Regions from separate parts of the Homo sapiens genome. Here region 1 is linked to region 2. A link is an interaction called in ENCODE POLR2A ChIA-PET data of the cell type or tissue named here. Cell type or tissue: B cell. All regions are shown on one strand. Each heading gives the region's core, and the rest is flanking DNA. Links, peaks and the distances in the headings are about the cores only.

Region 1 (4,000 bases), core at 1-4,000, 60 kb before region 2:
TAAAAAAAAATATATATATATGTAAGATAGGCAAGGAAGATCCAACATAATTATGTAGGAATTCCCAAAAGAGAAAACCACAGCACTACAACAGAATACTAGAAAACATAATTCAAGAAAACTTAAGAAATTTTAATTAAACTTAAATTTGTAATGTCAAACTATATAATGAAAAGGCACACTGCGTACCTGGAAAAAAACTGATGCAAAATAACCAACATCAAAATATAGTGTAGTAAAATTATTGGGTTTTTTTTTTTTTTTTTTTTTTTTGAGACAGGGTCTCACTCTCATCACCCTGGCTGGAGTGCAATGTGGTGTGATCATGGTTCGCTGCAGCCTCGACTTACTAAGCTCAGGTGATCCTCCCACCTCCGCCTCCCGAGTAGCCGGTACTACAAGCGAACACCACCACATCAAGCTACTTTTTTGTATTTTTAGTAGAGACGAGGTTTTGCCATGTTGCCCAGGCTGGTCTCGAACTCCTGAGCTCAAGCCATCCGCCCACCTCGACGTCCCAAAGTGCTAGGATTACAGGTGTGAGCCACCACACCCAAATGGACTTTCAAGAAAAAAAAAAATCAAAAACATTTGGGCATCTAAGCAAAAAGAACAAGTGACAAATATCTAAAAACTATGCTGTCACACTTTGACAGCAATATTATACACCAAAAGAAAATAGATTGTTACTGCATTTAAGATCCTCAACAAGGAAAGAAAAGCTAAGAATGTTCTATCCAGCTAAAGTGACTTTTAAGTATAAACATGGCAAACTGTCATCAACATGCAGGAACTTAAGGAACACTATTCACATGTGCTATCCCTTAGGAATCTGCAGGAGAATGCACTTCCAACCATCAAAACGATGAATTAACACAAAGCTACTAGTAATCTACCAAAATAATCCAAATAATTGAAAATAAGTGTTGACAAAGACGTGGAGAAACTGAAACCCAGTAGGGCGCTGGTGGGGATAATCACTGAGAAATATAGTTTGGAGATTCCTCAAAAAGTTAAACATAGAATTGCTGTATAAGCCAGCAATTCCACTCCTAGGTATATAAGCAAAAGACCTGAAAACAAGTACTTGTTCACAAATGTCCATAGCACTATTCACAATAGCTAAAAAGTAGAAACCCAAATGTCCATCAGCAAACGAATGGATGAATAAAATATGGTATATCCATACAAGAAAATAATATCTGCCCAAAAAAACAAATTAAGTACTGATACAGAATGTGGATGAACCTCAAAAACATTACACTGAGAAGTCAGAACGAAAGAAGCCAGACGCATATTACATGATTACACTTATATGAAATATCCAGAATAGATAAATCCACAGAAACAGAAAACAGGCTGTTGATCACCAGGGACCAGAGGTAAGGGGAAACAGGAAATAATCACCTACTGGGTATGAAGTTTTATTCTGGGGTGATGAAAATGTTTTTCCATTACATAGAGGTGGCCATTGCACAACCCTGTGAATTTACTAAATTCCAGTGAATTGTTTACTTTAAAATGCTTAATTTTATGATACTTGAATTTCACCTCAAGTTTTTAAGTGAAGAAACCATTAATTAAAAGAAATATAATGTCAAATAATCTGGTTTCATCGATTTAAACAAAGGTGAATGTTAAAAGACTAAATGAAGGGGGCCAGGCACAGTATCTCGTGCCTGTAACCCCAGTACTTTGGGAGGCTAAGGCAGGCAGATCACTTGAGTCCAGAAGTTCAAGACCAGCCTGGGCAACATGGTGACACCCAGTCTCTACAAAAAATACAAAAATTAGCCAGGCGTGGTGGCACGTGCCTGTAGTCCCAGCTACTCAGGAGACTGAGGCAGGAGGATCACTTGAGCCCAGGAAACAGAGGGTGCAGTGAGCCAAGATCACACCACTACACTCCAGCCTAGGTGACAGAGTAAGATCCTGTCTCAAAAAAATAACAACAACAATAATCACACTAAATGAAGGCTATAATATAGAACATATAAGAGCTACGTATTCTGATGATGTAAATACAGTACAACTTTTTTTTTTTTTTTTTTTTTTGGAGACAGTGTCTCACTTTGTTGCCCAAGCTAGAGTACAGTGGCACGATCTCAGCTCACTGCAACCTTCATCTCCCAAGTTCAAGCGATTCTCCTGCCTCAGCCTCCCAAGTAGCTGGGATTACAGGCGCCTGCCACCACACCCAGCTAGTTTTTGTATTTTTAGTAGAGAAAGAGTTTCACCTCGTTGGCTAGGCTGGTCTCTAACTCCTAACCTCAAGTGATGCACCTGCCTCCCAAAGTGCTGGGATTACAGGAGTGAGCCACCATGCCCCATCACAGTACAACTATTTTTTTTTTTTCTTTTGAGACGGAGTCTCACTGTCGCCCAGGCTGGAGTGCAGTGGTGCGATCTCAGCTCACTGCAAGCTACACCTCCCAGGTTCACACCATTCCCCTGCCTCAGCCTCCCCAGCAGCTGGGACTACAGGCACCCGCCACCATACCCGGCTAATTTCTTGTATTTTTAGTAGAGACGGGGTTTCACCATGTTAGCCAGGATGGTCTCAATCTCCTGACCTCGTGATCCGCCTGCCTCTGCCTCCCAAACTGCTGGGATTACAGGCGTGAGCCACCGTACCAGGCCACAACTATTTTCAAACAACAGCACACAGGCAAATTCAGTTTTTAAAAAATTTAAACTACTTAATAAGTATCTACTTAGCTCTTACAAACACGTAACATTTCACTAACAATTTCTTAAACATACTGGCTTACCTCCAGACTTCATGGAACACACATACACACACACAAGACTGCTGCTTAACAAAAACGAAAGCCATCTCTTCCAAGTAGGGGGAGAGGTGACTAAAAATTTGGATACAAAGCAACAATAAACACCATTTCAATTTTTTTACGGATAGCTCAGGCCCATGTCTCCAAATACACCATCAGTCTTGCCTGAATTCTACCAGTAGAGTTCACAGCCAAAAGAACATCTTACTCCCATCATCCAAGCAACTGAACCAGGCAACAATAACACTCTGGGTAGTTTCTGAGGATAACCCCGAAATGTCAATTACCCAGAATTCTTGCAGCACTATACAAAAAGAGCTGTCACCCTCAAGTGAACCCGAATATTTCAAAAAGAAAAATTTCGGGCTAGGCACGGTGGCTCACACCTGTAATCCTCATACTTTGGGAGGCTGAGGTGGGTGGATCACCTGAGGTCAGGAGTTTGAGACCAGCCTGGCCAACATGGCGAAACACCGTCCCTACTAAAAATACAAAAATTAGCTGGGCGTGGTGGCAGGCACCTATAACCCCAGCTACTCAGGAGGCTGAGGCAGGAGAATCGCTTGAACCTGGGGGTGGAGGTTGCAGTGAGTTGAGATTGTGCCACTTTACTCCAGCCTGGGCAAAACAGCAAAAACCTCCATCTCAAAAAAAAAATTACAATTTCTTAGTCACTGGGTAAATTAAATTCAATTTAATTCTGCATTACAGCCCTTTGCCCTGATTTTTTGGAAACTGAAATCTCGTGTATAACAAATGCATATGTAAAGAACTATCAACATGTTGGAATATTCAATTTATCAGAACAAAAACATTAGTCTACATTATTAACCAGACCCAACTTTACATAAAAAGCAGGGTCCTGAATGGCTTCTAATTTTTAAAATAGAACCAAAATTATCATATAACCTCCGTGATTATTTTAACAATTAGCCAATTAAAGGTTAATATATGTGGAGAAAACTCACTCTTCACTTTAACATCGAAATAGTAATATACTTACCTATTCATAGTTCCAGATACATCAACATCATTCATAAAACATTCAATGCTCAAAGGGAGATCTGAAGCATTTGCACTCATCAATTTCTTGAGTTTCTCACACTCCTGAGAGAGTCGTAATAATGCACGGATTTTGGACTTAATGTCTAGCTTGTATTTCTTCCCAAATTCTTCACAGAAGTGATTTACTAACACTTCATCAAATTTTC
Region 2 (10,512 bases), core at 3,767-7,766:
TTACATGCCCAGTGCTAAACCATGCCTGTGGGATTGTGAAGCTCTGATTGATTTAGAGATCTTATTCTCCTTTCAGTACAATTGAATGGATGACCATAAGCCAATGATAACCAGGGTGGATAGGTCAGAGGAGTTAAATGAATGCAGGATTGGCAAAACCAATGTCCACTTTAAATATGAAGTGAAAATAAGACTTAGCATCTGAATAATACTGCTATTTCTTGTTTCAGAAGTATCAAAAGTTAAACAAATTTTTATATCTACAATATGTCTGTATTTGGTACATGAGTTACATGATTTGTAAAAGACAAATCTTACCTTTAAGGAGCTTCTGGTCTTGTTGGGAAGCAAACATGTGGCATATTATAAAAAGTGTTGTGGTATACAGAGTGTAAGTCTCCAAGGGATTCAGCAAAGGAGGGCCTTTAGAGGCTTGCGAAGTCCAAGAGAATTTGGGGGGAAAGCAGGAGAGGAGCCTTTACTTTTCATTTTATATTCATCAAAAAGGTTTAATTTTATTTACAAGGAGCATATATTACTTACATAACAACAAATTTAAAATAGTTTTTAAGTTAGTAATGAGAAATGAGAAAGCACTATCATCAATTTTTTTTTTTTGAGATGGAGTTTTGCTCTTGTTGCCCAGGCTGGAGTGCAGTGGCATGATCTTGGCTCACCGCAACCTCCACCTCCCAGGTTCAAGTGATTCTCCTGCCTCAGCCTCCTTTAGCTGGGATTACAGGCATGTGCTACCCGCCTGGCTAATTTTGTATTTTTAGTAGAGACGGGGTTTCTCCATGTTGGTCAGGCTGGTCTCGAACTTCTGACCTCAGGTAATCTGCCCACTTCAGCCTCCCAAAGTGCTGGGATTACAGGTGTGAGCCACCGCACCTGGCTTTATCGTTCTTTAAAAAAAAAAAAAAAAAAAGGTCTTTGGACTAATAGAAGAAGACGGGGAAAAAAGTCTAAATACGAACTCCTCATTCAGTAGATCTTTCGGAGACTTAACTAGTCAGTCTACTAAATCAATTGGAATGAAATAATTGATTTAATTATTTTTACCTTGTAAACTGTACTTACATCTACCTATATTAAGTAAATTATGGAGTCTAGGCATTATTTGGGGTCATTTCTTCTATTAAACCTTATATGAGATTCCACTACTCCTTCTTCAACATCCAGAGTCGTCATCAAACTTGGCTTGAAGACTTCCAGTAATGTGTACTTACCTCCTGAAGTGGCCTGTTGTGTTTTCAAATCTATCTAAAAGTTTATGTTGAGCTGAAAAACAATAATATTTATAAAGTTAAACCCCATTTCTTTCTTACTCCCTTGTTTTTGAACCTTGCTATGATTTCAGTCAGTTAAAAAACCTTGTTTTCTACCTGAATTGTCATCAAGTCAGACCTCCCCTGCCTTGTATTGATTTTCTGGACTTAAGTGTCAGACTTACCTTTGTCCTTGTTAAATTTCATCTTGTTAGATTCGACACAGAGTTGCAGCCTGTCAAGACCTTTTGGATCCTGATTCAGCCATCCATCGTTATTAGGTATCCCTCTCAGCTTTGTGTCAACTGCAGGTTTGATAAATATGTACATTTGTGTCCTCATACAAGGCATTTATAAAAATGTTGAACAAGGCCGGGGCGTGGTGGCTCATGCCTGTAATCCCAGCACTTTGGGAGGCTGAGGCAGGTGGATCACAAGGTCAAGAGATCGAGACCATCCTGGCCAACATGTTGAAACCCCATCTCTACAAAAATTACAAAAATTAGCTGGATGTGGTGGCATGCGCCTGTAGTCCCAACTACTCGGGAGGCTAGGCAGGAGAATTGCTTGAACCCGGGAGACGGAGGTTGCAGTGAGCCGAGATCTCGCCACTGCAGTCCAGCCTGGCGACAGACCGAGAGTCTGTCTCAAAAAAAAAAAAAAAGTTGAACAATACCAAACCATGCAGGCCATAACTGGATCTCTCTCTATATTGTCATGCACCACATAACAGATCCCATATATTAATTCTATGGTTGTCCCATAAGATTATAATGGAGCTAAAAAAATTTCTGTTGCCTAGTGACATCTTGATGATCCTGACCCTGTGTAGACCTAGGCTAATGTGTGTGTGTCTTAGTTTTTTACAAAAAAGTTTAAAAAGAAAAATAAATTTTAATAGAAAACAGCTTATAGAATGAAGATATAAAGAAAGAAAAAATTTTTGTACAGCTATAAATGTGTTTGTGTGTTAATGGTTATTACAAAAGAGTCAAAAAGTTTTAAACATTTATAAGTTATAAAGTAGGCCGGGTGCGGTGGCTCATGCCTGTAATCCCAGCACTTTGGGTGGCCCATGGTGGGTGGATGACCTGAGGTCCAGAGTTCAAGACCAGCTTGATCAACATGGTGAAACCCCATATCTACTAAAAATACAAAAAATTAGCCAGGTGTCGTGGCGGGCACCTGTAATTCCAGCTACTTGGGAGGCTGAGGCAGGAGAATCACTATAACCTGGGAGGCGGAGGTTGCAGTGAGCCGAGATCACACCATTGCACTCCAGCCTGGGTGACAGAGCAAGACTCTGTTTCAAAAAAAAAAAAGTTATAAAGTAAAATTGTAGTAAGCTAAGATTAATTTATTATTGAAATTTAAAAAAATTATAAATTTAGGGCAGCCTAATGTACAGTATTTATAAAGTCTATGGTAGTGTCATGATTACTGTAGCTTCATAATAAGTCTTGAATCCACGTGTTAGTCCTCTGATTTTGCTCTTTTTCAGAGTTATTTTGACTATTTTAGATTGTATTTCCAGATAAATTTTAAATTAGCTTACCAAAAGCTGCTGCGATTTCAGCTGGGATTGCATTGAGTGTACAGATCAACCTATGGAGAATTGACATCCTAACAGTATTGAGTTTTCTGATCCGTGCTTATGTATATCTCGCCATTTATTTAGGTCATCTTTAATTTCTCTTAGCAGTGTTTTGTAGTTTTCAGAGGTCTTGCACATCTTTTGTCAGATTTGTCCCTAAGTATTGTAATAGTGTTTTTTAAAAATTTTAGTTTCAAAAGGCTGGGCGCAGTAGCTCACGCCTGTAATCCCAGCACTTTGGGAGGCTGAGGTGGGCGGATCACAAGGTCAGGAGATCGAGACCATCCTGGCTAACACGGTGAAACCCTGTCTCTACTAAAAATACAAAAATTAGGCCGTGCGCGGTGGCTCACGCCTGTAATCCAGCACTTTGGGAGGCCGAGGCGGGCGGATCACGAGGTCAAAAGATCAAGACTATCCTGGCTAACACAGTGAAACCCCATCTCTACTAAAAATACAAAAAATTAGCCGGGCATGGTGGCGGGTGCCTGTAGTCCCAGCTACTCAGTAGGCTGAGGCAGGAGAATAGCGTGAAGCCGAGAGGCAGAGCTTGCAGTAAGCCGAGATTGCACCACTGCACTCCAGCCTGGGCGACAGAGCGAGACTTGTCTCAGAAAAAAAAAATAATAAATACAAAAAATTAGCCGGGCATGGTGGCGGGCGCTTGTAGTCCCAGCTACTCGGGAGGCTGAGGCAGGAGAATGGCATGAACCCGGGAGATGGAGCTTGCAGTGAGCCAATATTGCACCACTGCACTCCAGCCTGGGTGACAGAGTGAGACTCCGTCTCAAAAAAAAAAAAATTTTTAGTTTCAGTTGTTGCTGGTAGTCTTGTGTCTAATGATCTTATGTCCTCTGACCTTACTAATTTATTAGTTCTAATAGCTCTTTTTTTTTTTTTTTTTTAAAGACAGGCTTTTGCTTTGTCAGACAGGCTAGCGTGTAGTTGTATGATCATATCTCGTTGCAGCCTTGAACTCCTGGCTCAAATGATTCTCCCACCACAGCCTCCTGAGTAACTGAGACTACAGCTGCAACCCACTACATTCAGCAATTTTATTTTATTTTTTTATTTATATTTTTTTGAGACAGAGTCTTGCTCTGTGGCCCAGGCTGGAGTACAGTGGCGTGATCTCGGTTCCTTGCAGCCTCTGCCTCCCAGGCTCAAGTGATTCTCATGCCTCAGCCTCCCAAGTAGCTGGGATTACAGGCTAATTTTTGTATTTTCAGTGGAGTTGGGGTTTTGCTGTATTGGCCAGGCTGGTCTTGAACTCCTGGTATCAAGTGATCTGCCTTGGCCTTCCAAAGTGCTGGGATATTACAAGTGTGAACCACCGCTCCTGGCCACAATTTTATTTTTTGTACAGGCAGGGTGTCACTATGTTGCCCAGGCTTGTCTTGAACTCCTGGGCTCAAATGATCCTCCCACCTCTGTTTCCCAAAGTGCTGGGATTATAGGCATGAGCCACTGTGCCTGGCCTAGTTGCTCTATTGTTTGGATTCTTAGGTATTTTCTAGATAAATGATCATCTTTTATGTTCTCTTTTTGGTATGTACTTTTCTTTTTTTTTTTTTTTGAGCTGGAGTCTCACTGTGTCACCCAGGCTAGAGTGCAGAGGCACGATTTCAGCTCACTGCAACCTCTGCCTCTGGGATTCAAGCAATTCTCCTGTCTCAGCCTCCCAAGTAGCTAGGACTACAGATGCACCACCCCACGCAGCTAATTTTTTTATTTTTAGTAGAGACGGGTTTTACCATGTTGGCCAGGCTGGTCTTGAACTCCTGACCTCAAGTGATCCACCCGCCTTCGCCTCCCAAAGTGCTGGGATTACAGGTCTGAGTCACTGCACCCAGCTGGTATGCACATTTAAAATTTTTTTGTTGCATATTAACAAGTTGCCCTTTGAAAAATTTGTGCCACTTTACATTCTTACCAGCGGTGTCCATTTACAGAGTGGCTATTCCCTGCTTTTGCCAACAATAGGCATTAAAAAAACAACTTTGCCAATATGGCAAGTGTGTCCTAGTATTTTTGGTATCAAAGAACGTCATTTCACGTAAAAAGCCTGTACCGTTACAATACATCCCTCAGCCTTACCTTAGCAAATAGAAATGAAATATTGTTTGAATAGATAATTCATTTGGGTAGAAAGAAATGGTAATCTTGTTTGTTTCGAAATTTTGTTTGTCTAACTCAGCAATCTTTATGGAAAATTAGTATTTTTAGGGGTGATTTGTGAGTTGTGAGTGTTTAAAACATACATATAAAATATGTTAATCATACCTGGGCTTCATTTGTTTTCTCTCTCTGTTTTTTTTTTTTAGAGACAGTGTTGCCCAGGCTGGTCTCAAACTCCTGAGCTCGGGTGATCCTGCCTTGGCCTCTCAAAGTGCCAGGATTATAGGCGTGAGCCACTGCGTCCAGCCTCATACCTGAGCTTTAGATGATATTTGTGAATGTCGTATTTATAACAATAAAAAACAAACTCCAGAATGTCTGGTGGATATTTTTAATGACTAGGGTCCCAAGCTACCAGTTTCTCAATATGGAGAAAACAACCTATAAGCTTGGAAAAGAAGACTATGGACCCCCACCGCCAACACCCTCACATATTTTCATTTTTAGGGAAAATCGTGAAAGGCTTTGAAATGGACAGAAAGAAAAGACGATTACTGAGTGCTCTGTCTAGTCCAACCTTCCTGGCTATGTGACTCTATGAGGGCCTGCTTCTTTCATTGTCTTTGCACTGTTTCTCAAATCTTTAAGTCATAGGAAACTTACAGTATTGCAGAAGATTCTTGCCCATAAAAATGCAGCGCAGGCTGGACGTGGTGGCTCACGCCTGTAATCCCAGCACTTTGGGAGGCCAAGGTGGGCCGAGGCCAAGGATCACCTGAGGTCAGGAGTTCAAGACTAGCCTGGTTAACATGACGAAACCCTGTCTCTACTAAAAATACAAAAATTAGTAGGGCAGGGTGGCACACCCTGTAGTCCTAGCTACTTGGGAGGCTGAGGCACGAGAATCGTTTGAACCTGGGAGGCGGAGGTTGCAGTGAACCGAGATTGCGCCACTGTACTCCAGCCTGGACGACAGAGGAAGACTCCGTCTCAAAAAAAAGAGAGAGGCCAAGGAGGGAGGATTGCTTCAGCCCAGGAGTTTGAGACCTGATTGGGCAACATAGTGAGACCTTTTCTCTATTGTAATTAAAAAAAAAAAAAAATCAGCTTGCTGAAGATCATATAGCTATGTAGTAAAAGAGTAAAGATTTCTTTAAAACATTAAAGAAGTGCTGGGATTGCAGGTGTGAACCAACACACCTGGCCTTGGTTTGTTTACTATCTGTGCACTAGAGTTTAATTTTGTCTTTTTTTTTTTTTTTTTTGAGACAGATTCTCACTTTGTTGCCCAGACTGGAGTGCTGTGGTGCGATCTCGGCTCACTGCACCCTCCGCCTCCTGGTTTCAAGCAATTCATAGGCCTCAGCCTCCCACGCAGTTGGGACTACAGGCATGTGCCACAACACCCAGCTAATTTTTTGTATTTTTAGTAGAGACAGAGTTTTGCCATGTTGGCCAGGCTAGTCTCGAACTCCTGGCTTCAAGTGATCCACCCACCTGGCCTCCTAAAGTGTTGGGATTACAGGAGTGAGCTACCACACCTGGCTGTCTCTTTAAACTTTGTATAGAATCGTTCAATCGTTCAATTTGGATTGTTTTGAGTCTATCTTATATCTTATGTTAAATGAAGCTGTAATTTATTCTTTGTTATTACCATGAAGTATTCCTCTGTATTCTGTACCACAAACTTCTGTTCTACTTTCATATTATTTCCAATTTTGAGAATACTGCAAATCATGCTGCCAAGCACAGTGGCTCATGCCTACAATCCCAGCACTTTGGGATGCTGAGGTGGGAAGATTGCTTGAGGCCAGGAGTTTGAAACCAGCCTAGGAAACATAGTGAGACCCTATCTTTACAAAAACTAAAAATATTAGCCATGTGTGGTGGTGCGCACCTGTGGTCCCAGCTGCTTGAGAGGCTGAGGTGGAAGGATGGCTTGAGCTCAGGAGATTCAGGTTGCAGTGAGCCATGATCACATCATCACACTCCAGTCTGGGCAGCAGAGTCAGACACTGTCTCAAAAATGAAAAAAAAAAATCATGCTATGGACATTTTTATAGTTCTTCCTCTTCCCTTCCTGAACAATGCAATCCTAAAGGTATTGGGTAGAATAGAGCACACTAGGTGTCTATGCAGAGGGTCAACTTGGCTTTGAAATATTAGAGCTGAATGTGGGGTCAGGAGAGCACCTACAGAGGAGCTTGAACTGGCTTGTGATGTCAGCAGGTTGCAGAGGTCATCCAGTAGTGGGGAAGTCCAATGCAGGGTGTCAGATCCCAAGCTGGGTCAAAGGTGTCCACACGAGGCAGTTTAACAAAAGTTGTCTCCTCATGGAGAGAATATCCACACGAGGCAGTTTAACAAAAGTTGTTTCCTCATGGAGAGAATATCCACACAGGGTATGTGAGTAGGTATAATTTGGTATAGGGTACCAGAGCCTGTGTATAAAGAGAAATGTGTCTGGGGGGGGCCTGCCTGGCAATGGGAGTCGTGGGTGGGGGTGCAGGGCAGATTCCAAGTGAAGTTAAGAGGATATGGGGGAGGAGGCAGCAGTGGCAACAATGGGCAATTGGTTACATAAGGGGAATTGACCAAATAAGTAATCTATTAAGGATAGTGGGAGCCAGGTTTCTTCCTGAAGAAGGAAGTATAGAAGAGAAAAATAGCTGTGCGCGGTGGGTCACACCTATAATCCCAGCACTTTGGGAGGCTGAGGCGGGCAGATCACCTGAGGTCAGGAGTTCAAGACCAGCCTGGCCAATGTGGTGAAACCCCACCTCTACTAAAAATACAAAAATTAGCCGGGTGTGGTGGCAGGCGCCTGTAATCCCAGCTACTTGGGAGGCTGAGGCAAGAGAATCGATTGAACCCCGGAGGCGGAGGTTGCAGTGAGCCAAGATTGCGCCATTGCACTCCAGCCTGGGCACAGGCGCAAAACTCCGTCTCAGAATAAAAAAAAAAGAGAAAAATAAATAATAATTGCTTCTCAGCTTTTTGGCTAAGATCAAGCGGAGAAAAATTTTAAAAATCTGTGAAATTGGGTTAGAATTAAAATTATCAGTGTGAAATCATGGTTTTCAAAATATTAAATATAGATGTAAGTATGTATATTTGACAGGTGAGTAGGTGTGTGTGTTCCCTAGCTCTGTCCACTGACACTAACTGGAGCGCAATGTCCCAGTAACAGCAAGCACGTGTGTGCCCCCATGTTGGCTCCAAACATTATCAGATCACCTTGGAGAAATGGCTGGTTTCAGGCTGGAGCAGGGAAAATACAAACTGAGCCTATATTTTTTTGTTGTTGTACCAGAAATCAAGGAAATACCCAAATAATAAAGGAGCCATGTCAAAAGAACACATAATCCAGCTTGAAGGAGCTCCCACTGACCAAAACTGTGACAATTTGAGCCTCAGACTAAAAGATGGTGATGGATTATAACCCATTGAATAAAATGGAAAAACATTAATCCACACTCATGAATAAAGGAACTAAATATTTAATGAGGAGTAGGATATTTATGGATTTTCAAGTATTAGCCCACAAAATAATTATTAGTTATCAATTGCTGTGTAACAGATTACTCCTAAAATTTAGTGGCTTATAACAATAAATATCAATTCACAGTTTCCCTGGGTCAGGAATTGAGGAGTGACCTAGGCGAGTGGTTCTGACTCAGTCTCTCCCATGTGGTTGTGATCAGGATGTTGGCAGGGGCAGCAGTTATCTGAAGGCTTGACCAGAACTGGGAATCTGCTTCCAAGATGGTTCACTTACATGGCTATTGACAGCAGGGTAAGGTTCCTTGCCACATGGGTCATTGTGGAGGCTGCTTGAGTAACTTCATGACATGGCAGCTACTTGACCTAGTCTTCAAAGTCACACTCCCTCACCTTGCTTCATTCTGTTAGTTGGAAGCAAGTTGTGAAGTCCAAGCCACACCCAAGGAGAGGGGAATTACAATTCCACAAAATTTGTGAACATATTTTAAAACTGCCACAATTACAAAAGGATGAAAAGTAACTTTACAGGCCAAACGCGGTGGCTTCTGCCTGTAATCCCAGCACTTTGGGAGGCCAAGTCAGCCAGATCACTTGAGGTTAGGAGTTCGAGACCATCCTGGCCAACATGGTGAAACCCTGTATCTGCTAAAAATACAAAAATTAGCTGAGTGTGGTGGTGCGCACCTGTAATCCCAGCTACTCAGTAGGCTGAGGCAGGAGAATCTCTTGAGCCCAGGAGGCAGAGGCTGCAGTGAGCTGAGATCACGCCACTGCACTCCAGCCTGGGTGACAGAGCAAGACTTAGTCTCAAAAAAAAAAAAAAAAAAACCTCACAGTGGCGAAGTCTGGTAGGCACTCCTTAATCAAGGGATCAAAGTGAACATCATCAGTAATAAAACAAATTGAAATCTTATGTTAACCTGATAGGATACAATGAGAAGTACACAGCATCACTTCTGTTTTATTCCTGCCAAAGATACTCAGAGATATCAGATGTGATAGCCAGCCTCTAAGATGGACTATGATGATCTCTGTCTCCTGGTACACCCTTGTGTAATCACGCATTATACCATGGTTGGTCTGTGTGATCAGTAGAATACAGCAAAACTGATGGTCTTGGTCATTCACTCTGGGCGAAGCTGTGTTGTAAGCACTGTGGAAAGGCCAACATGGCAAGGAACTAAAGCCTTCTGCAAATAGCCACATGAGTGGGCTTGGAAGCAAATTTTCCAACTCAAATTGAAGCACACTGTGAAGATACCTGGCTTGCAATCTTCTAAAAGTGTCAAGATCATGAAAAGCAAGACGTGACTGAGGAACTCTTCCCTACTGAAGGAGACTAAAGAAATGTGACAAGTGCAACTGTGGTGCTGAACTGAATTTGCTATACGGGACGTTAAGACATTTGATGCAACTTAGGTGTGGTCTAAAGAATAAATAGGTCTGGGCGCGGTGGCTCACGCCTGTAATCCCAGCACTTTGGGAGGCTGGGGTGGGCGGATCATCTGAGGTCAGGAGTTCAAGACCAGCCTGACCAACATGGAGGAAACCCCCCCTTTACTAAAAATACAAAAAAAAATTAGCCAGGCGTGGTGGCACATGCCTGTAATCCCAGCTACTGGGGAGGCTGAGGCAGGAGAATTGCTTGAACCTGGGAGGCGGAGGTTGTAGCGAGCTGAAATCGCGCCATTGCACTCCAGCCTGGGCAACAAGAGCAAAACTCCGTCTCAAAAAAAAAAAAAAAAAAAAAAGAGTAAATAGTAGGAATGTATCAACATTAATTTCTTGATTTTGATTGATATATAGGAGAAAGTTCTAGTTTACAGAAAATATGCAGGAAAATATTCTGGGTTGATGAGGAATCAAGTGGGCAGCTTACAAATGATTCAGGAAAAATAATTATTTGAAACAGAGTTAGAACTTTTCTGTAAGGTTGTGACTGAAAATTTTTAAAAGCTATAATACATAAAGGAAAAGCAATATTGTAAATATTTTTTGGTATACTTGTGCATAGATTTCTATTGCATA

The links. Peaks named below come from ENCODE experiments on the same cell type or tissue, not always from the same donor. Only the 100,000 strongest peaks of a DNase experiment are listed, where the experiment ranks them.
Region 1: POLR2A ChIA-PET joins it to region 2 with 6 read pairs; 6 of 35 experiments call an interaction of 5 or more read pairs at or near these places.

The regions. Positions count from the first base shown.
Region 1 is chr5:133,076,691-133,080,690 of GRCh38, reverse strand. HSPA4 (heat shock protein family A (Hsp70) member 4) reads right to left here. Exons shown (of 19, transcript NM_002154.4): 7 at 3,793-4,000. Among named protein-coding and RNA genes, the nearest start is that of HSPA4, 27 kb to the right of the region's middle. In B cell, for the core only: no CTCF peak of the experiment used is centred there; no DNase peak of the experiment used is centred there; H3K27ac peaks cover 1,442 bases.
Region 2 is chr5:133,013,878-133,024,389 of GRCh38, reverse strand. ZCCHC10 (zinc finger CCHC-type containing 10) reads left to right here. Exons shown (of 5, transcript NM_001300816.3): 2 at 1,484-1,549. Among named protein-coding and RNA genes, the nearest start is that of ZCCHC10, 7.4 kb to the left of the region's middle. In B cell, for the core only: no CTCF peak of the experiment used is centred there; no DNase peak of the experiment used is centred there.